Linked DNA regions of Mus musculus: all the other regions are linked to region 3. Evidence: chromatin loops called from intact Hi-C (ENCODE). Cell type or tissue: left cerebral cortex. All regions are shown on one strand.

The links. Peaks named below come from ENCODE experiments on the same cell type or tissue, not always from the same donor. Only the 100,000 strongest peaks of a DNase experiment are listed, where the experiment ranks them.
Region 1: a loop joins it to region 3, with 3 times the contacts of the local background. A loop is called at or near these places in 17 of 42 quality-filtered maps.
Region 2: it touches region 3 in a loop (2.0-fold over the local background); 2 of 42 quality-filtered maps call a loop at or near these places.
Region 4: it touches region 3 in a loop (4-fold over the local background); 12 of 42 quality-filtered maps call a loop at or near these places.
Region 5: a loop joins it to region 3, with 4 times the contacts of the local background. A loop is called at or near these places in 16 of 42 quality-filtered maps.

Annotation. Positions count from the first base shown.
Region 1 is chr7:101,448,196-101,452,195 of GRCm38, forward strand. Pde2a (phosphodiesterase 2A, cGMP-stimulated) reads left to right here and starts at 3,057. Exons shown (of 30, transcript NM_001143849.2): 1 at 3,057-3,273. The coding sequence starts at 3,157. In left cerebral cortex, a CTCF peak has its summit at 2,326 (motif pointing right); DNase peaks (open chromatin) are centred at 1,887, 2,357 and 2,875; H3K4me3 peaks cover 1,912 bases; H3K27ac peaks cover 1,639 bases.
Region 2 is chr7:101,308,969-101,312,968 of GRCm38, forward strand. No RefSeq gene overlaps it. Among named protein-coding and RNA genes, the nearest start is that of Atg16l2, 8.9 kb to the left of the region's middle. In left cerebral cortex, a CTCF peak has its summit at 1,841 (motif pointing right); DNase peaks (open chromatin) are centred at 1,615, 1,890 and 2,347; H3K4me3 peaks cover 1,106 bases; H3K27ac peaks cover 1,380 bases.
Region 3 is chr7:101,618,677-101,622,676 of GRCm38, forward strand. No RefSeq gene overlaps it. Among named protein-coding and RNA genes, the nearest start is that of Art2b, 40 kb to the left of the region's middle. In left cerebral cortex, a CTCF peak has its summit at 1,946 (motif pointing left); DNase peaks (open chromatin) are centred at 1,942 and 2,628; H3K27ac peaks cover 669 bases.
Region 4 is chr7:101,539,448-101,543,447 of GRCm38, forward strand. No RefSeq gene overlaps it. Among named protein-coding and RNA genes, the nearest start is that of Gm35363, 3.0 kb to the left of the region's middle. In left cerebral cortex, a CTCF peak has its summit at 1,878 (motif pointing left); DNase peaks (open chromatin) are centred at 548, 1,408, 1,884, 2,488 and 1 more place; H3K4me3 peaks cover 409 bases; H3K27ac peaks cover 2,893 bases.
Region 5 is chr7:101,426,284-101,430,283 of GRCm38, forward strand. It overlaps a transcript of Pde2a not described here. Among named protein-coding and RNA genes, the nearest start is that of Pde2a, 23 kb to the right of the region's middle. In left cerebral cortex, a CTCF peak has its summit at 1,638 (motif pointing right); DNase peaks (open chromatin) are centred at 520, 1,129, 1,646 and 3,200; H3K4me3 peaks cover 1,302 bases; H3K27ac peaks cover 1,284 bases.

The sequences.
Region 1 (4,000 bases), 170 kb before region 3:
AAGTACTTTCAAATCATTAGGGAGAACCAGGCATAGTGGATCACAGACTGTAGAGATAAGGAGCCCTGGGATTTATAGGGAGCTCTGGGGAACCGGACTTAACCTTGGGGTGGCACAATTCCTAGCCATGAGAGTTTGGCAAGGTCCTTCCCTTTGCAATTTGGCAGAGCTTTGGTTGCCCCAACTGTGAGAGGACTGGACTAAGAAATTCAGGGACTTCAGGTGAAGATGAAGCCTACCAAGTGCTGTAAGGGGTTAGGTTGCTCATTTATTGAGTCTAGATGTGTTAACATTTCACAGATGGGGCAGTGGAGGCCCCATTGGCCACATGCAGCAGCCCTCTGACTGAGTGAGGACACACTCAGTCCTCTTGATGAATATTTGACTCAGAACAAATAACACACAAAGACCTGAGGGAGACAAAATGTGCATCTGAGACTATAGTCACCAAAGCAGGAGAGACTCAAGTAGGATTTAAAAAATAACTTCTCAGGAGGCAAGTGCTGTGAAGGTCCCTAAAGATGGGTCTTTGCCAGGGTGGGGCTGGCTCTCGACTGCAGAGCTAAGATGAGGTCCCCTGAAGATCCAGTAGTTAGGGTCAGTAATCATGCCAGCACCTCCTGAGCACCTGTGTCTTACTTAGAGTATCTGAAAGCCTGGGACCAAGCCAGTGACATGTGACTAGGATTACTAAGGGGTATGTGTACTGGACCTGGGAACAGTCATCATCATATTGGTCATCCCCCCTCTTTTACACAGGAGGAAACTGAGGCCAGAAAAAGGAGAGTCCCACTAAAGGAGTAGGTGTAACCTTTACACATCTTAGCCCATGCATGTCATGTTCTATAATGTTAATATGTAGGACAAACTGCTTTACTAAGAAGATGCACTTGGGAGGCAGAGGCAGGCGGATTTCTGAGTTCAAGGCCAGCCTGGTCTACAGACTGAGTTCCAGGACAGCCAGAGCTACACAGAGAAACCCTGTTTCAAAAAACGAAGAAGAAGAAGAAGAAGAAGAAGAAGAAGAAGAAGAAGAAGAAGAAGAAGAAGAAGAAGAAGAAGAAGAAGAAGAGGAGGAGGAGGAGGAGGAGGAGGAGGAAGAGGAAGAGGAAGAGGAAGAGGAAGAGGAAGAGGAAGAGGAAGAGGAAGAGGAAGAGGAAGAGGAAGAAGAAGAAAGAAGAAAGAAGAAAGAAGAAAAGAAGAAGAAGAGGAAGAAGAAGGAAGAAGGAAGAAGGAGGAGGAGGAGAAGAAGAAGAGGAGGAGGAGGAGGAAGGGGAAGAGGAGGAAGAAGAAGAGGAGGAGGATGAGGAGGAGGAGGAAGAAGAAGAAAGAAGAAGAAGAAAGAAGAAGAGGAAGAAGAAGAGGAAGAAGAAGCAGCAGCAATTGGCTTAGATCCCATCTCCAGACATGACTCCCAGGAAGGATACAAAAAGGCCCCCCCTAGATCACTGATGTGGAATCCAGAAAAGGGGTCTTGGAGCAGATGGCCTCTGAGTTGCTCTTGAATGGTTAGCAGGTGACAGGGTGGCACCATGACAGACCAGGAGGCAAGAATGAGGCAGCTGCTGTCTAAAAGAAAAGGGCTGTATAAAAACAAGGGATGGGGGTTGTCAGAGCTGGTCAATAATCAGGGTTGAACTGTGGAAGGTCTGTAATGCCAAGTGAGAGATTTAGGTTTTATGGTGCTCGTGGTAGAGACCCCCACTAAGGATGTTTGAGCACTGGAAGCTGTAAGCTCAGCTAGGAGGGGGAAAAATCCTTGTGTGGAAGATCACCCCTTGAGCTACTGGGACAGCTAGGACACTTCCAAGCCTGTGCCAGGTGCTGGGACCGTGTCCAGCACTGGGCTCAGTGACTCAACACTGGGGAAATTGCTCCCCAGGGGGAAAGGGCCCAAATGAATCACATCTATGAGGCAAGGAGCAGGGGGCTCACTGAGTCACCTTCCAAGGGCTGGGGGGAGAGGGAAGTACAGGAAGAGGGGCAGTAGCGCAGAAAGGAGAACCAGGGAAAGTCACAGTGAGGGCTGTCAGGAGTCTGTCTGTCTCACCATCATTCCAAGTTTTTGTCTTCTGGCAGCCCTGTGGGACAACTGACACCCAATGGGAAGGGGATCAAGCTAAAGTTACACTGGCAAAATCCAGGAAGACCCAAATTCACCATTTGATATAGACTCGTCCTGTGCCTTAGCCCATCTTATAGCAAGCAGAGGCTAGAAAACAGGTTGGTCCAGGCAAGGGGTTTGACCCAAGTTACACAAATGTCCCCTCATCCCTCCAGCCATCCCCTACTGGGGTCAGGGTGCACCTTTGCGATAGAACACCAGGGGGCGCAGGAGCGTCACGGCTGCTGCAAGTGCCTGAGCACAGAGGCGGCTCTGCAGAGAAATGCGCTCCCAGCTCTCGGGGTCCCACCGCGGAACTGCGGACTAGATGGCCCTGGGGCTTGCACCCTTTTCAGCCTCCTGGGACGCCGATGAAGGCCTATCTGGTAGCCTTAGGAACCCAGTGCTCTCACCCCACATTTGGGAACGGTGCGCCTGTGTGTGTCAGGGCGCACGTGTCTCCTTCACAGATCTGCTACCGCTTCAGGGCTCGTCCCATTTTGGAGCGACCTCTAAATTTCTCCCTCACTTTCCTCTACCCTCTGTACTGGAAGGAGTGAAAGGACCTCGGGGCTCCCGGACTGTGGCCGCGGCCCCTCTCCCCGCACTGCGCTGGACTCGGCCTCGGGGTTCTGGCCGGGCTACTGAAGTCCAAGTGATGGGGAGAGAATGTGGTGCGACAGTGCGCGGGACTCTGGGAGGGGCCCTACCACATAGGAGGAGTGACAATGGGATAAGCGGAAGGCAGCGAAGGCTGAGAGGCGACCGAGGAGTGGGAGCCCTCGTAGCCGACCCGCTGCAGGAGACTTGAGAGGGTGAAGGCCTGGCAGGGAGCAAGCCGGCCGGGATCGGGTGGGGTCCGATCTTTGGAAGGCGTTGAAGTGCTGTCCCCGGTAGCAGAAACGTAGGCGGGGCCTGGAGGCCTGGGGCGGGACGGGGGCGGGGGCGGGGCGGGACCAGGGCGGACCCTCGCGCGGACCGGCGAAGCTGTTGCGGACGCGCTGACCGAGTGCAGCGGGCCGGGCTGGAGGGGCGGGCGGGCGGCTGCGAGCATGGTCCTGGTGTTGCACCACATCCTCATCGCTGTTGTCCAATTCCTCAGGCGGGGCCAGCAGGTCTTCCTCAAGCCGGACGAGCCGCCGCCGCAGCCATGCGCCGACAGCCTGCAGGTAGGAGGCCCCCCCCCCCCCCATTCTGGGTAACAGGGAGAAGCGGGTGTCCAGGGAGAGCCCGGTGAGGGCCCGGTCTTCTGAAGAGCTTGCAGTCGTCTGCCCCACGGTCTACTCTCTCCTGAACCTTCCTTTAAGAGGGGACCCTTCCCTTAGTTTGGAACCCGTCTTGTACTGAATGGGACTGCAGCCATACCCAGAGGGGGTCCTTGATTCTTCGGCTCATAGTTCAAATGCCCCTCCAGATTCTGACTCTGCTTCGCATCTAGAACTCCTCCATCCCAAGCCCCGAAGTCCTAATCCTCGTTGCCCCCCTCAGCCACATTAACAGCTCTGTATAAACCCGGAGTTCCCTCCTCCCAGGTTAGTCCCACTCCCCTCTCAAACCTCTGGCTCTCTACTGTACATATCAGATTCCAGGCACACCCATATCCCCTAAGCCCCTGGCTGCAGAGAACTTTACCTCATAAGTAGGACCTCACCCCCAAACCTCTATCTTCTATTTTATAAAGTCTTACTCCCCATCCTTACTAATCATCTAGATTCTAGTCACCATCTTCCACCCAACCCAAGGGTCCAACCCCCTTTTAAAACCCAGATTCTCTCTTCTCCTCTGCCAGACTGCCCCCTCCCAGTCCTCATCTTTTACACAGACCTCCAGTCTCCTCCTGTTGCCTCCCAGCCTCTAGATGTGATAGTCCCATATCATTCTTCCAGTTCCCAAATT
Region 2 (4,000 bases), 310 kb before region 3:
CCAGAGTCTTGCTTCCTTGAAAACAATAAAATTAAGATAGACATAACATAGTGGTTTTTAGCCTGTGGGCTGCAACCCCCTTAGGGGTCACACAACTATTTCACAGGGATCACCCAAGACCTTCAGAAAACATAGATATGTACATTACAATTCATAACAGTAGCAAAACTACAGTTACAAAGTAGCAATGAGGGCTGGAGAGATTGCTCTGCAGTTAAGAGAACTGACTGCTCTTCCAGAGGTCCTGAGTTCAATTCCCAGCAACCACATGGTGGCTCACAACCATCTGTAATGGGATCTGATGCCCTCTTTTGGTATGTCTTAAGACAGTAATGAAAATAACTTTTGGTTGAGGGTCACCACAACATAAGGAAGTGTATTAAAGGGTTGCAGCATTAGGAAGGTTGAGGACTACTGATGGACCACCTTTAGAAGCCCTTCAAGTGGATCTCTGTACCCAAGTTCACTCAGTGGCTCAGATCCCACAGACAAAACTCTCCACTTTGTTCATATCATTTCCAATAGCAAAGTTACAGATAGCCTACGATTCCAGAAAACAAGCCTGCTGGGTTGGTAAGAAATAAATTGTTACTCAAAGCAGGAGGTCATTATAACATTTTAATAGCTGCAGTATATCCTTGGGAAAATATTATTTCCTGTTAATTTTACAGCTGGCTTTTTCTGTGCCTGTTATTCCAGCCTAATAAACAGTAGGGAAGATTTTTACAATCCAACCTAATTTTTAGGTTGCAAGGGACAAACAATGGAGGAAGTGAGTAGGCAGGAAGAAACTGAACCGTGAGCCTCACAAAGCAAGGCGAGACCATTATGTTGAAGACAACAGATTTAAATTATGAAACTGTCCAACAAAGTAGCCCTAGACACAAAGTAGCCCTAGACACAATGTAGCCCTAGACACAAAGTAGCCCTAGACACAAAGTAGCCCTAGACACAAAGTAGCCCTAAGACACAAAGTAGCCCTAGACACAAAGTAGCCATTTGCATGAGTTAAAACTAGTTTCATTTAAAATGGCATTCATTTAGGGTGTTATGTGTCATTTGTATCAAATTCAGGGCCTTTGTCATTTGTATCAAATCTAGGCAAACACTTTACCACTGAGGTTCTACTATGAAGTCCAGTCTGACCTCAGACTCATGTCCCTCCCATCTCCAACTCCTGGAACACCAAGGCCGCCTACAATTTTTACTTCTTACATGGCATTTAGCCATGTGTCAAGTCGTCACACAGTTACAACGGTATTGGACTATGAAGGTAGTGAACATTTTTATTATTGCTTAATTAAGTTGGACATACTGGCGCAGACCTGTAATCGCAGCACTTGGGACACACACACACACACACACACACACACGCACACGCAGCTTGGATTTGACAGCAGGACATAAGGCGATCTGAGTGTTGACTAGCGGAGGAGCAATTGCAGACAACTTAGTGTTCTTTCTAAAATACAAGCTAGCTACTGTGTCATTTATGCGTCCTTAGAACCAACCAGCCCTAGTTTAGAGCCCAGGCTCCACCTCCTCACCGCCCGGACCCGCTGCGGAAGACCTCCTCTGTCTCCAAACTCCAACTCCCAATATGCCCTTCTGCGACCTCACTCTCCGACTTTCCGGAAATGTAGTTTTTACTAGGGCAAAGCACAGCGCCCAAGCCTCTGCCTTCCGCCCCTCTGGCGCTTAGTGCGGCCACTGTAAGTGGTCGAATGCGGCAGCCTCTCTGCCCTTCGCTGCTCTGAGGCTGTGGAGACGCCTACATCCGAGGGAAAGCCCTAGGGGGCCGCAGTGGCAGAGTGGCCACAACCACTAGGGGGCTACAAGGCAGCTAAGTCTATCAGGAGCTCGGGGCGTGCTCGCTGGAAAGCGCACGCGCAAATACGAGCCTCGCTGCCTCGGTAAACAGCAAAAAGGCGCCTGCGCGATGAGGTCCTCGAGTTGGACGCGCGGGGGCGCCGGAGCAAAGATAACAGTAACGTGTAGTAACGGATCTGTCCACTCATCTTTCCACGAACCTTTTATTGTTTGCAAATCACAGTCCCCCCCCCCCCCGTTGCCTTGACCCTCACACCGGATTTACAAAGAGAATTAAGGACCAGAGTAGGATTTCAGAGCTATAGCCCAGCCTCCACTTTTGACTTGCTGTGTGACTTGTGTAAATTGCTTCCTTGGGAACCTAAGCTTTCTCATTTATAGATGGAATGAGCTTGTTGGAAAGATCAAATGAGACCCAAGGATGAAAATGAAACCCCCAAGCAGTCTGTAAAGGCAGACGATTATTACAGTTAGTTGATTGCAGGCTGAGAGACCCATTTCCTCTTTTTTGCAAATTGCAAGCCTGAAGGCACCAAATAGGTCCAGGGCTAGCCCAAGTCACTATGTGAACTGGGGCTAGAACCCAGCTTTTTTTGCCTTTGAGCCTGGAGCTCTTCTTCACACCGAAAAGACTAGCTTTTATTGGGTGTACATTTAGTAAGCCCGCTTGAAAAGGTGAGTCACTATTCCACTTCTGACCCAACTAGGCATGAGGGAGGCCTGGCTACTCAGAGTTGACCAACAGTCTCAGGAAGCAAAGGAGGATCTGAACATCCAGGAAAGAAAAAAGAAAAAAAGAACAGTGTAGACCGACGGTTCTCAACACGTGGGGTGCAACCCCATTGAGGTTGCATGTCAGATATCCTGCATATCAGATATTTATATTATGATTCATAACAGTAACAAAATTATAGCTCTGAAGTAGCAATGGAATACTTGTTATGGTTGGGGTTCACCACAATATGAGGAACTGTATTAAAGGGTTGCAGCATTAGGATGGTTGAGACCCACTGGTGTAGCTGGAGCTGTGTAAACCCTGCTTCTCAAAGTAGTATCCCAAGTACGGCAGATAAGGTGCATCACCAAGGGAAATGGACTCGAAATGGACAGGAATGGGGAGGGCCCCTGACTGGGGTGTACTGGTGTGTAAGCTGTGATCACGTTGGTTGGGGCCAGCAGCAACTAGCAATGGTAGTGGAGCTGGCCTGGTTGATGACAGGAAATATTTCACACTGAAATGAGGCTTTAAGAACCTCTGGGACATGTAGAGGAATAAGGTGGCACCATGGACACACAGGGCACACACATGATCAAGCAGCTGTCCGCTAGGGAAGTACACTTTTCTATGTCTCTCTGCCTTGCAGCAGGAAGCTTTCTGCATCTGTTTTTGGAGCATTCTAAGAGGCTCTGAGGGTAAACAGATGAGGGAAAATCTGGGAGTCACTGAGGTCTGGATGCATACGGGGCCACCTTGGGTAACTCAGGAAAGGTAGGTACATGTAGAAACAGAAATCCAACATCTGAGTTACCTTGGGTAACTCAGGAAAAGTGGGTACGTATAAAAACAAAAATCCAAGCTCTGTCCCACCCACCTCCAAATGTCTAGTCCTGTGGCCCCCACTGATTGATTTTTCAGCCAGGAAACCAAAGCTAAAGGCAAAGGAAGGCTGGGGATGCAGCTCAATTGGTAGAATCCGTTCCTAATGTGTACGGAGCCCTGGATTCAGTCCCCAGCACTGCATAAACTGAATATGGTGGCATATTTTCATAATCCCAGTACTTAGGAGCTAGAGAGAGGAAGATTAGAAACCCAAGGTCAGCCTCAGCTACACAGCAAGTTTGAGGACTACCTGGCATGTGACACATAAGACCCCCTCACAAAAAGCATGAGTGGGTGGAGATTGTGTCTCTCTGTCTCGCTGTCTCTCCCTCCCTCTCTCTTTCTCCCTGCCCCCCATTTCTTTCTTTCTTTTCCTTCTTTCTTTCTTTCTTTTTTTTTTTTTGATATCATTTTTTTTTCCGTGACAGGGTTTCTCTGTGTACTGTGGGTTTCCCTGGTTGTCCTGGAATTCACTCTGTAGACCAGGCTGACCTTGAACTCAGATCCAACTGTCTCTACCTCCCAAGTGCTGGGATCAAAGGCGTGTGCCACCACCACCCCAGGATTCCC
Region 3 (4,000 bases):
GCTGACTGACAGCTTGATATATGTGATATATAGCTTTCTGGATGACCATGCCAGTACATGTTCCACAAATATATACTCCTGTCTGTGGCCTCTCTTTTTCTCTGTTAATGATGTCTTTTGATGTACAGAAATTCTTCATGTTGATGAAATTCAGCTCACCATGTTCTTCTTAGTATATCTGCTCCATCTATATTCTCCAAGAAACTCGGCTACTTCATTCTAGCCCCACACTGAAGGCGGTAGCCCGCTCTGAATTAACTTTCAATGACTGTATAAGTGGGGTCAGGGTTCCTTTTTCCAACACAGTTATCTCATCGACCCGATTTTTTAAATAGCCCTGACAAAGTGAAGTGGAGTCTGTCATAAATCCCACTCATAAATAACATGTGGATCTGTTGCTGGGCTCTTTATCCTATTTTTAGGTTGCTTTGTTCTTTGTTGTTGTTGGTGGTGGTGGTGGTGTTCTCAAAACAGCAATAAAAAGCTCTACAGAAGAGACATTGATAAAGTCCACCCACCTTCTCTCTCTGGGGTGACCACAAGGCCTCTGGGGAGGTATTTAATCTCCCCTCCATGTATTAGCAGACATAAATGCTCACACAGTTCGTATTTAACAAAGCAGGTTTTAGTGATGTGGAGAAAAGTTTGCTTGTAAAGTGGAGAAAGTCAAATATAAATGCATACAGCAGTATAATCACACTGTGTGTAGGCAGCACTGTGTACAGCGGCTCTAAACCTTTAGATTGGCTAACTCATTTAATCCTCACAATAGCCTGAAAGGATAGAGTAATTTTGCTCCCAGTTTACAGATGGTAAACTTGACCAAAGGCACACGAATATACAGTAGTTATAGAGATCAAATCCAGGCAGTCAGGTTCAGACTCCATGCTGGTAAATAAATAAATGAATAAATACCAAAAACCCATGCCTATACCCTGTGAAAACATTGGTGGTGGTCATCTCAGCGATGGGCTTCCTTTCTCACACCTGCTCACTTCCTCTTCTCTTCCTTCTAGACTTCCAGGCTCTCTGCCCACTTCCTCTCGCTTTCCAGCACTCAGCACAAATCCATCATGACTTCTGGAATGGGTTGTTCGTCAGCTCTTCCCTTCCATATCCTTAACTGTGGGCTCCATGAAAACAAGGTGTGGTGTGTCAGTTCACCTTCAGACAGACGACCAAAGTGATTTCTGCCACACAGCAGGTACATGCAAGGATCCTGTCGACACAGAGCAGATTGTCGGGGAGATCCGGGAGAAGACACGGACTCAGGTTTTTTTCTTTGTGTTCCAGTATGATGAAGAAGATGGTGCTGGAATCTGATACATATCCCTTGCATTTATACATGAACTTGGCCAGCTGTGTAAGCTTGGGGTATAATTCTGAGATCCTTTCTGTAATAACTGGGTTAAACATAGCATCTCACATCTACAAGGTTATCTAGCATACATTAGATATTCGACAGTTACATGACCTTCTTGAGTATTTTTGCAATAATTAGGTCATTTTTAATATGTATTGATTTATTTATTATTTGTTTGTTTATTGCAGTACTGGGGGATTGAACCCAGGGCCTTATGCATGGTAGGCAAGTATTTTACCACTGATCTACATTCCAGCCCTCAAGTCTGCTGTACTTCTTAGGTTTTGTTCATTTGTTTGTCTATAACATAGAAGAATGACTAATTTTACATTTTAGGATTATTATTAGAATTCAAGGTGATGACGCACATTACATAGAACTTAGGGTCTGGCTGGCATAGAGTAAATATTCAGTAAAGGTTATCTGCTTAGTTTTACCTTCTGCAATGCCTGGCACAGAGTACTCTGTAAATAGGTGAGGCCCAATCTTATCTTTTTGGTCTGGGCAGAGTTTTGTCTATCTGCTTCTGGGGAGATCCGGTTTGGCTCTGCAGAGCTAGTGATGTACAGACGCCACCCAGTGGCTAAGATCTGCCACTGCACATCAGCTTCTGGTAAAATTTCCCGGCTACATTGATTCCTTAAGGATACTCTTACCTGTACATTTCCTTAGGAGACCAGAGACATTGGAATCAGAGAGGAAATGAAATTGACAGTTAATTCTGGAAGGTGGATTCAACAAAACTTAGTGATAAATTACATATCCCAGTAGGAAAAGGTTTGCCAAAGACAGTGGTTTCCAACCAGGGGTGATTTTGCCCATAAGAGGACATTTGGGAATATCTAAAGACACTTTTTGGCTATCATAACTTGAGGGGGCATGGTGCATGGTGTCTATAGTCTGCAGACCAGGCATGCCGTAAAGTATTGTAAAACCCACAAGACATCCCTCATAAAAGATTATCTAGGGCTGGATAGTTGGCTCAGAGGTTAAGAATACTGACTGCTTTTCCAGAGGTCCTGAGTTCAATTCCCAGCAACCACATACATGGTGGCTCACAACCATCTGTAATAATGAGATCTGATGCCCTCTTCTGGTGTATCTGAAGACAGCTAAAGTGTATTCATATACATAAAACAAATATTTTTTTAAAAAAGATTATCTAGTCTCAAACTTGACCAAGGTCAAGCTCTAGGATGGTTGTTAGGACCTCCCTGGGCATTCTGGGCATCATAAAAAGCCATGGAAGTGCTGTCAGTGGGAGCTGCCAGTTCTCTCTCCATCCATCTCATGTAAGTGGGAGGAATGTCTTAGCTAGGAATTAACACAGCCTACAGAACTCTCCAAGACATGGGAGAGCATCTTGTAGACCATTTCTTTCATTTATATTTCTGGGCTACAGCGCATGTCTTCAGTGTTATCACTGAAAGTGTATAAAGTCATTATCACACTGAAGACATGCACAGAACATGTGTTAATCAGAAAGTCCCCAAATAAATCATGAGCTCACAGGCTTAATTAGGAGATCCTGAGACTGGGGAGCAGCAGTGGTGGCAGGGCGGTTGCTTAGCATGTATGTCTAAGATCTTGTTTTCAAGATTTACTTATCTTTATGGTGTGTGTATGAGTGTTTGCTTATGTGTATGTATGTGCACCATGTGTGTACAGTTCCTGCAGAGGTCAGAAAAAGTGTTGGATTCCCTGGAGCTGTGTTCCATGGGAACCACATGAGCCACCATGTGGGTGTTGGGTACCAAACCTAGGTCCTCTGCTTTTTTTTTTTTTTTTTTTTTTTTAAAGATTTATTTATTTATTTATTATATGTAAGTACATTGAAGCTGTCTTCAGACACTCCAGAAGAGGGGGTCAGATCTTGTTACGGATGGTTGTGAGCCACCATGTGGTTGCTGGGATTTTAACTCTGGACCTTCGGAAGAGCAGTCGGGTGCTCTAACCCACTGAGCCATCTCACCAGCCCAGACTGCTGAGTCATCTCTCTAGCCTCAAGTCCAAGATATTAGGTTCACCAGCAAAAGTAAATCTATGTGGGGCAGGAGAGATGACTCGGCAGTTAAGAGCAGAGGACTTAGGTTTGGTTCCTGTCTTAGTTAGGGTTTTACTGCTGTGAACAGACACCATGAACAAGGCAAGTTTTATAAAAAACAACATTTAATTGGGGCTGGCTTACAGGTTCAGAGGTTCAGTCCATTATCATCAAGGTGGGAGCATGGCAGTATCCAGGCAGGCATGGCACAGGAGGAGCTGAGAGTTCTATGTCTTCATCCAAAGGCTGCTAGTGGAAGATTGACTTCCAGGCAACTAGGGTGAGGATCTTATACCCACACCCACAGTGACACACCCATTCCAACCAGGTCACACCTATTCCAACAAGGCCACACCTTCAGATGGTGCCACTCCCTGGTCCAAGGATATACAAACCATCACAGTTCCCAACACCCACATGGTGGTTCACAACCATCTGTAACTGCAATTCTAAGGAATCTAATGCCTTCTTTTGACCCCTCACCAGGCAGGTACATTGTAAACACATACACATGCTAAACACTTGTACACATAAAAAAACAAATCTCAATATATCAAAAAAACAAATCATATATTTTTATATGATTTATATAT
Region 4 (4,000 bases), 79 kb before region 3:
TTTAGAAAAACGAACCAGCTTGCAAATGAAAAAGAAGAAGTTGCCCCATTGAGTTAAAACCTTTGGGTAAAAGGTAAATTTCACATTTTTATAAGAACAAAACAAAATATTGTGTGTGTAAATAATCCTGAAAAACAAATTTGTAAATGCTAACTTAAGGACTGTTCTTGCTTTCAAACCTAAGCCCTTTCTTCTTGTTTTTTGGATAGAAAAAGAAAAGAATATCTTTGGTTGAATAGCTTCAGGGTCCCCGCCTGGTTCTAAAATAAATATGCATGAAGATCAGCCCCGATAATATGTAAATTCAGTCAGGTCAAAAATTGGTAGTGTAGAAATTTTAGGAAACCTTTCAGTACTAAGACTTCTAATCAAGGTTTAAAGGATTCTTTGATCCCAGCATTCAACCGTCAGAGGTAGGCAAATCTCTGTAAGTGCCAATCTGATCTCCATATAGTTCTAGGCCAGGCCAGCTCGGGCTGCATGCCGACTACATCTCAGAAATAAGGCAGATAAAGCGCTTGCCTTGGATAGACCGCTTTGACGCAAGTGGGAGGAGCCAAGTTCACAGAAGCTGGATAGAAGAGCCGGAGTCTCCACACGGAGACAGGAGATGGAGACAGGAGATGGAGACAGGAGTCTCCAGCAGTGCAAAGGAAACCAGGCTGGCACACGTGTCAGGGACCAGCCAGAGCCTGTTTCAAATAAGGCAGAAGTGAGGACTGAAATTTTCTTATCTGAAATTGTCTTCACATGAGTGCTAAACATATGCATCCAACACACACACACACACACACACACACACACACACACACACACACACACAAAGAGAGAGAGAGAGAGAGAGAGAGAGAGAGAGCTCTATTACAGTTGTTCTAGAATTCACCTTGGACATCAGAATTCAAAGATGCTTATGTCCCTTCTATAAAATTTAATAGTATTTGCAGATAAACACTGTGCTTTAATCATCTCTAGATTACAATGACTCATACACTGCAAATGCTATGAAAACCATTGCTAGCCTGTATTTGTTAGGGAATAGCAACCCCCCCCCAAACAAATTCTGTACATGCCTGAGACCCCCCCCCCCCTTTTTTTTTTTCTGAGAAAGAGTTTCTTGGTGTAGACCAGGCTGGCCTTGAACTCAGATCCACCTGCATCTGCCTCCCAAGTGCTGTGATTAAAGGCATGTGCCACCATGGTCCAGTGAGACACATTTTTTTTTTCCTGGATTGTGTGTGTGTGTGTGTGTGTGTGTGTGTGTGTGTGTGTGTGTATGTATGTATGTATGTGTGTGTGTATGCTCACGCACACTCTGGATATTTTCAGCCTGCTATTATAGTAGGATCCACATGTCTAGAAGCCATAGTTACAGAGAGACAACTCTTATCTAAAATAAATATAAAAAGCCCTAGAGCCCTGACGTCAAATGGCCTCAGGCAGGTGCTTCCTCCAAGTCTGTGGAAGATAGGACTTCCTTTTGCTGCCCGGGCACATGACATATGGCCCAGTTTATAAATTATTGAATGCGCAGAGGTTTTACAGTCTTCAGTCAGAATTCTGTTGGGAACCTCCAAGTTGTCTCATTTCCTCTCTTGTTCCTGGTTTAAATTATCGGGACCCTGTGTAACTACCTGGAGAATCTCTGGGTAAATGACAAATTGTGATTTACAGAGAGCACTGACATCGTTCTTCAACTTATTAGTTCCCTTCCCTCAAGCATATTTTCCTCTTCTTTGGCTTGATAACTCACCTTCCTGGGAGGCAAGCTCTGGGAAGCAAGATTCTAGTCTGCATGAAGTTTTAGACCTGGCTTGAAAGATGTCAGTGCTCAGAAAGGCTTTGTTAAATATGCACCGCGCCCTCTCGTGGCTACAAGTGCTCGCTGTAGACTGGAAATGCTAAGCACAGGCTCCACTGCCCTACATCCCAGAGCAGCAAGTAGGTCTCTAAGCTCCTAGGCGTCTCCTGACGCTTGACTCGGCGGATTCAAAAGAACATTTTGTAACCCAAATGTAAAACGACTCTAACCCACACGTAAAAACAGTAAAAACTGTGCCATCTTCTCCCAAACACACCTACTTCAGCCAGGCTGTTCCTCAATAGCTTTCTCTTCACCTTTTTCTAAAGTAAAACCGGAATCGATTCAGTTTAGATTTTAACTCTAACAGAAAGGTCTGCTTCTGCTGAGTGGGCATCTGGAATTTTAATTATCTCAGCTTTCCCCGTGTCACGGGGCAAAGACCTTTAGCCTTTCTGTGGTATGGGCTTACTGGAGCTATTAATACTATGGGCTCCGCAACTCTTATTCGTCCTTGGGCACTACTGTCCTTCAGATATTGGTTTTGTTTGATCAAGAACCTTAGCAGAATCCTAACTTTTTGGGTACCCCGAAAAGCTCCTAATGTGGAGGAGGAGCGTGTTCCAAGTATGAATATGCATCTCCTGTAACCCGTCTCAGTTGAGGGATATTTTAAACGCGTGTAACAGAAGCTCGCACAGTAAGAGTGGGCTGCCGTGGAGCAGATTCATTCCAATTCAGCTACTGGTTCAGATTTGCTGTGTTTTGAAGACCAAGGAAGAAAAGAAAAAGAATAAGAGCCATCAAATCTTGCCCAAGCATGCCCTTTATCAGATGGAGTTCTGGTTAATTGTCTCCAGGTCCCCTAGGTATCTCGGAACAATGCACTTTCATCAGTTGGGATTTAGCCGGTAGATCTCTCAAAGCAACAGACATGAAGTTGGGAAAAAATTAAGAACAACAAAGAAATTAAATGACAGTGCATGTGCATTTAGTAGTCTTCATTAAAGCAAAAGCTTTGATGGGAATGCACCATGAATTTTAGTTAAAAGAGGACTGCGGGTCTTCCTCCCACACAGTAGAAACAAAAATGTAAATGTGATATTTTAGTTCCTGAAGGACCTTAGGTTTCAAATTTTAATGTTTGAAGGAGCCAAATGAAGCACAATATACAAATTCCATGTTTTTTTTTTCATTTACTGACATTCAAGAGACAGTGAATGCAAACATGAGTATTCTGCTGGCTGAATTATTCTGAAGAATCAATATTTTATAAACTGGTTCTTCTAGGTTTGTATAATACATATCCAAAATATTCCACTTGAAGTAAATACTTTTGTCACTATCTTTCTCTTAGGATCTCTTATTATCATACCTGCATGCATCATGCCCCAAACCTTCATAATCAAAATGATTGATTTAACAGTAATTTTCTAAAATTTAGAAATGTTTCTCAATCATAAATGGTGCGATAATGATGATGATGATGAGATGATTATGATAATGATGACGATGACAATTTTTGGATTTTCAAGACAGGACTGCACTGTGGCGCCCCCCCCCCCCCAAGCTGTCCTGGAATTCATTCTGTATACCAGGCTGGCCTTGAACTCACAGAGATCTGGGATTAAAGGCGTGTGCCACCACTGCTTCCACAGAAACAATGAGACAAAAAGTTACTCCTAATTACCTGGAGACCTTTTTGTTGTTTGTTTTCTGCGACCGGATTCCTCTGTGTATCCGGTGGTACTGGAACTTGCTCTGTAGACCAGTTTGGCCTTGAAGTCAGAGATTCACCTGCCTTTGCCTCCCAAGTGGCCACCACTGCCCTTACCTGAAGTATTTTAAAGAAGTTAAAATCAAAAGAAAAGTAACTATGCAAAAACTACATGACCCTCAGGTATGGTGGGGCATGCCTTTAACCCTTGCCCTGGAGACGCAGAGCAGGTCCATCTTTGTAAGGCTAGCCTGATCTACATAGTGAGTTCCAGGCCAGTCAGGGCCCCTGGAATGGAGAGCTAAAAGCAAACAAATAAAACCTTACATAAGCCCAGACATGTTTCTGACCCATGTATTTAATTTTCTCTATATACACACTTTGGGTCTCTGACACTTTCAAATTAAGACCATAATACAAGTCCATGAACTCTTCTTTGTAACATGCTTGACTATATCCATTAAAACTTTCAGACCAGCAGTTGT
Region 5 (4,000 bases), 190 kb before region 3:
GTAACGGGGATCTTTTCACACGTTTATCTCTCATTGTTTAGCTGCCCGCTCCCTGGGAAAGGCCAGTTCCCTAGCGATGTGACCCACTTCTTGATGTCCCTGAAGTGATAGACTCACTGCCCTTTTTGAGGCAGCTGGAGCTTGGTACAACAGAAAGAGTAGGTGTCCGACATCTGGGAGGACTTCCCACTAGTGATGCTGAGGTGAATGAACCTTGGGATTTCTGGGGTGCTCTTCCTGGTTCAGAAGAAGCTTTGAAGACAAGGTGGTGGGGGTGGTGGGTGTGTGTGGGGTAAGGTGGCAAATAGACATGGGTTCTTCCCAGAGCCACGTGGTCCTGGAAAGTTGCTCCACTTCCCTCTGAACAAAAAGTGTGCAGTGGCAATAAGCCTTCTGTCCTCACAGGATAGTTGTGAAGAATCTGGAAGCACAGATCGTAGCGCTAGGAATTCGGTGAGTGCTCATATAGAGGCTAGCTGCTGTCACTGTAGAACACCCACACTCACCTACACTTTTAGACCACGGCTAGGAGCCCAGAGAGCGTCAGTGTGTGGGAAAGACAGGAGGCGGTGGGTGTGGTGAGAGGCACAGATGCTCTGTGGGCAGAAGGAGGTGTCTGATGGACATAAGACCACCTTTCTAGGCTGCACCTGCCTGGTCTGAGGCCAACCCCCAGAAGGTACATTGGAAGAAAGAGCTCACCGAGGAAGGGGTTAAACTCGTGGCCACACCCACAGCAGCTTGAGTCATTCTGGGAATTGTAGTTTGGTGTGAGTTTGCACTAAGTACACTTGGTCTAACCTCTTTCCAGCCAAATCTACACCCTGCCGCTGAGGCTGGTAGTTGGCAGGCCCTAGTAGGGTAGGGGTTGGGATCTGGGGAGCTCATAGATGAAGCAGCCTTGACCCTTTCTCTGCTCCCTGTCTGCTTGCTGTGTGCTTCAGTGTGGCGTTAGGAGCAGGGATCAAAGGATTAAGTCATAATGAGAACTCTTGCACACGCACAGGGAAGTTTACAGCTGCCTGAGCCCGATTTCCACAGCTATGATCTTCTTTAATCCCCTCCACAAACCCAAGAGGCTGCTGTTTTCTGGATGAAGGAGCAGAGGATTCAAGAAGGGACTGACTTGCCCACTGGGATGAGTGGGGGCGGGGCAGGCTTGGAGCACAGGGCCCTCAGGCACCCAAAGCTCCTGATATTCTCATGAATTATTGGTCCAGATGGTGAAGCACTAGCCTTGAAAAACAGGAAAGATATAGACGGTTCAAGTTGGGGATGAGGCTTCTCAGTTGAGGAACAAGGGCTGCCTGGGACGATGAAAGCAAGAGCTGCATTCTGTGGGATGTAAGGCCGAGAGGAGTGGGGAGCTAGGCCTAAAGACCCGATGTCAACCTGAGAGTTTGGATGTGCGGCTGTGATCTGCCAGAACTCCCATCCCGAGGGCTTGAAGTGATGTCACCATGGGGTTATGGCATTGAAGCCTCGGGAGCACTGATTGACATGGACAGACCAAAGGCTGTCTAAAGCTCAACTCCATTCTTGGAGCACCCAACACTTGGGTTCTCTTCCTCTTCTTCCCTTTTGCTGCCCAGGCTTGGAATTGCTACTATACAACAGAGCTGTGCTGTAATGTCACATAAGCCCAGCAGGGGTCGCTACACACTCCATTCCAGCCCCAATCTTGGATGTTAGGTGGACCAGGAGGGAAGAGTGAGCAAGGAGCTTAGATGGGGGAGAGAGGGTAACACATTGCTCCCCACCTCCTTTGAGCTCCATTGCAAAGGCACACATAGTGGGGAGTGAGGACAGAGAACACTTGGGACCTCAAAGCAGGGACAGACATGAGCTCATAGATAGGAGTTTCCCACCTCAGTTCAGGGGCTGACTAATTGGGAAATAGACTTAAGAACACCTTATGTTTAGTTTTTTTTTTTTTTTATTGTTTGAAATTTGTCTGATGCTGAAATGCAGAATAATATTAGTTGTTGTTGTTGTTGTTGTTGTTGTTGTTGGTGGTGGTGGTGGTGGTGGTGTGTGTGTTTGTACCTTAGTGTGATTTTCCAGTCTTAGGTATGTGTATACTGGTCAGAGAGGGGGAGAATGTGTAGACTTCTGTTTGTGGGAAGGCGTGTATATATTTGTATATGTGTGCTTGTGTGTTCATTCTGATATCTGAATCTTGGTAGACGGTTGCGTATGCAAGCATGGCTTGTATGCATGTGTGTGCACGTATACAGTGTTATGCACATGTGTTCTAATGACACTGTGGGTATCTGTTTGCAAGTGCATGTGTGTGAAGGGCTTCAGGCCTGTACTGCTGACGCAGTAAGGCCTCACTGAGGTCTGGCCCCTCATCATCGTCCCTCTTGAGTCCTGCCTGCGTGAGGGTAGAGAGAGCTACAAGAGGTCAAGCTTCCGCAGTGGACATGCTGCTCAAGCACACGAACTCTGAGGGCCCTCAGGGGACTCTGGAATCCTCTGCAGGCCATGAAGACCTTAAGGAAGGGTCTTATTGCCTTCATGTTCAGGTTGGGTGGCTGGAATCTTTGGCCATTGATTGAGAGGCTAGATGTGGCTGGAGAGGAGAGATTGCATTCCTTCCAGGAGGACAATACCTTCATGGCGCCCAGAGAGCTTTAAGGCTCCCAGCCCAGTCCCCTTATACAGAAGCAACTATCAAAGCGCAGAGAAGAACAGTGAAGTCACCCAGTGAGATCAGAGAGAGAGGGAGAGGGAGAGAGAGAGGGCTTAGAGTGGCAAGAAGGGTGTGTGCCTGGTCTGGAAGGCCTCTCCCTCAGCCCCTTAGGCAGTTGGGGCACCCTGAGGAGATCCAAGTCTGTGCTTGTGCCTCCTTCCACCTGGGTGTCTCCACTCCTCTTGGCCTTTGCCTTTGAAGTTTCAACCAGCGCTTCTGCAGGCCGCAAGAGGCCTTCCGGGGGCTTGTGAAGTCTGTCATTCCACAGAACCCAGGGACTCCTTGAGAGGAGTTTAGTGATAGGGGTGTGTGTGTGTGTGTGTGTGTGTGTGTGGTGTTCCTTTTAGAGCCTCAACTGTGTCATTTTGAGCAGAGCCTTTATTTTAGGCTTCTCCCGTTCTGACATTGAAGGGTTCCCTATGGTCTCTCCATGAGCTCTGGGGGCTGAGACAATGCTGGGTTATGGATGGGGAGGCCCAGAAAGCCAGCTCCACCCAGAGCAGGATGCAGGACAGCGTCGGGGCTTCTTTAGGAAGAAGGCTCAGCTCCCTGCCCCCTGGGATAGGCTGTGCTCCACTCATGCGTCAGGAGGCTACACGTGGGTTCCACCTGCCAAGAATTTTGTTGCAAACTAAAGTTAACATCAAGCCTTAGCTGCATGGAGGGGCCACAGGAAGCTGTGTGGGGAAGCTGGGCTCTGCTGGGCTCCTTAGCAGCTGTGCTAGTTAGCACAAGGATGGGAAGACATGGCCTGACTGAAGGCTGAGAAGGAGAAAGCCTTCCCTGGCACGAGAGAGAAATCTGCCCTCTTGAACTTTGGAATTCGAAGCCCCAGTGTCTTCCACCTGAGCTCATTTGACCCCCATCATCCAGGAAGAGTCTTGGAACAGACAGGGGCCAGTGTTGGGGGGTGCGACAGGTTCTGGCTGCACAGGACTGGGGTGGGAGAGGTGAGGAGCAGGCAGGAGGACCAATACCATGTCAGAAAATTCAGAATTGCTTTAAAGCTTTGAGTGGCAGCCCAAAGTGGAGAGAAGAAATGTTTTTGAAGTGTTTTTTCTTTAATTACTTTAAACATTTAGCTTATATGTGTTTTATTTTATTTTTGCCCCTTTGAGGCAAGGTCTCATTGTAGCTCAGCGTAGCCTGGAATTTACTATGTAGTCAGGATAGCCGTGGGCTCTTGGGCTCCTTGCCGATCCCCCTGGAGTGCTGGGATTTCCAGCATGCAACACCACAGCCTGGAGAGGGAAGGGATGTCTCCAGAGTGTCCTCTATAAAATCTTCGGCATTGCTTGTTTAATC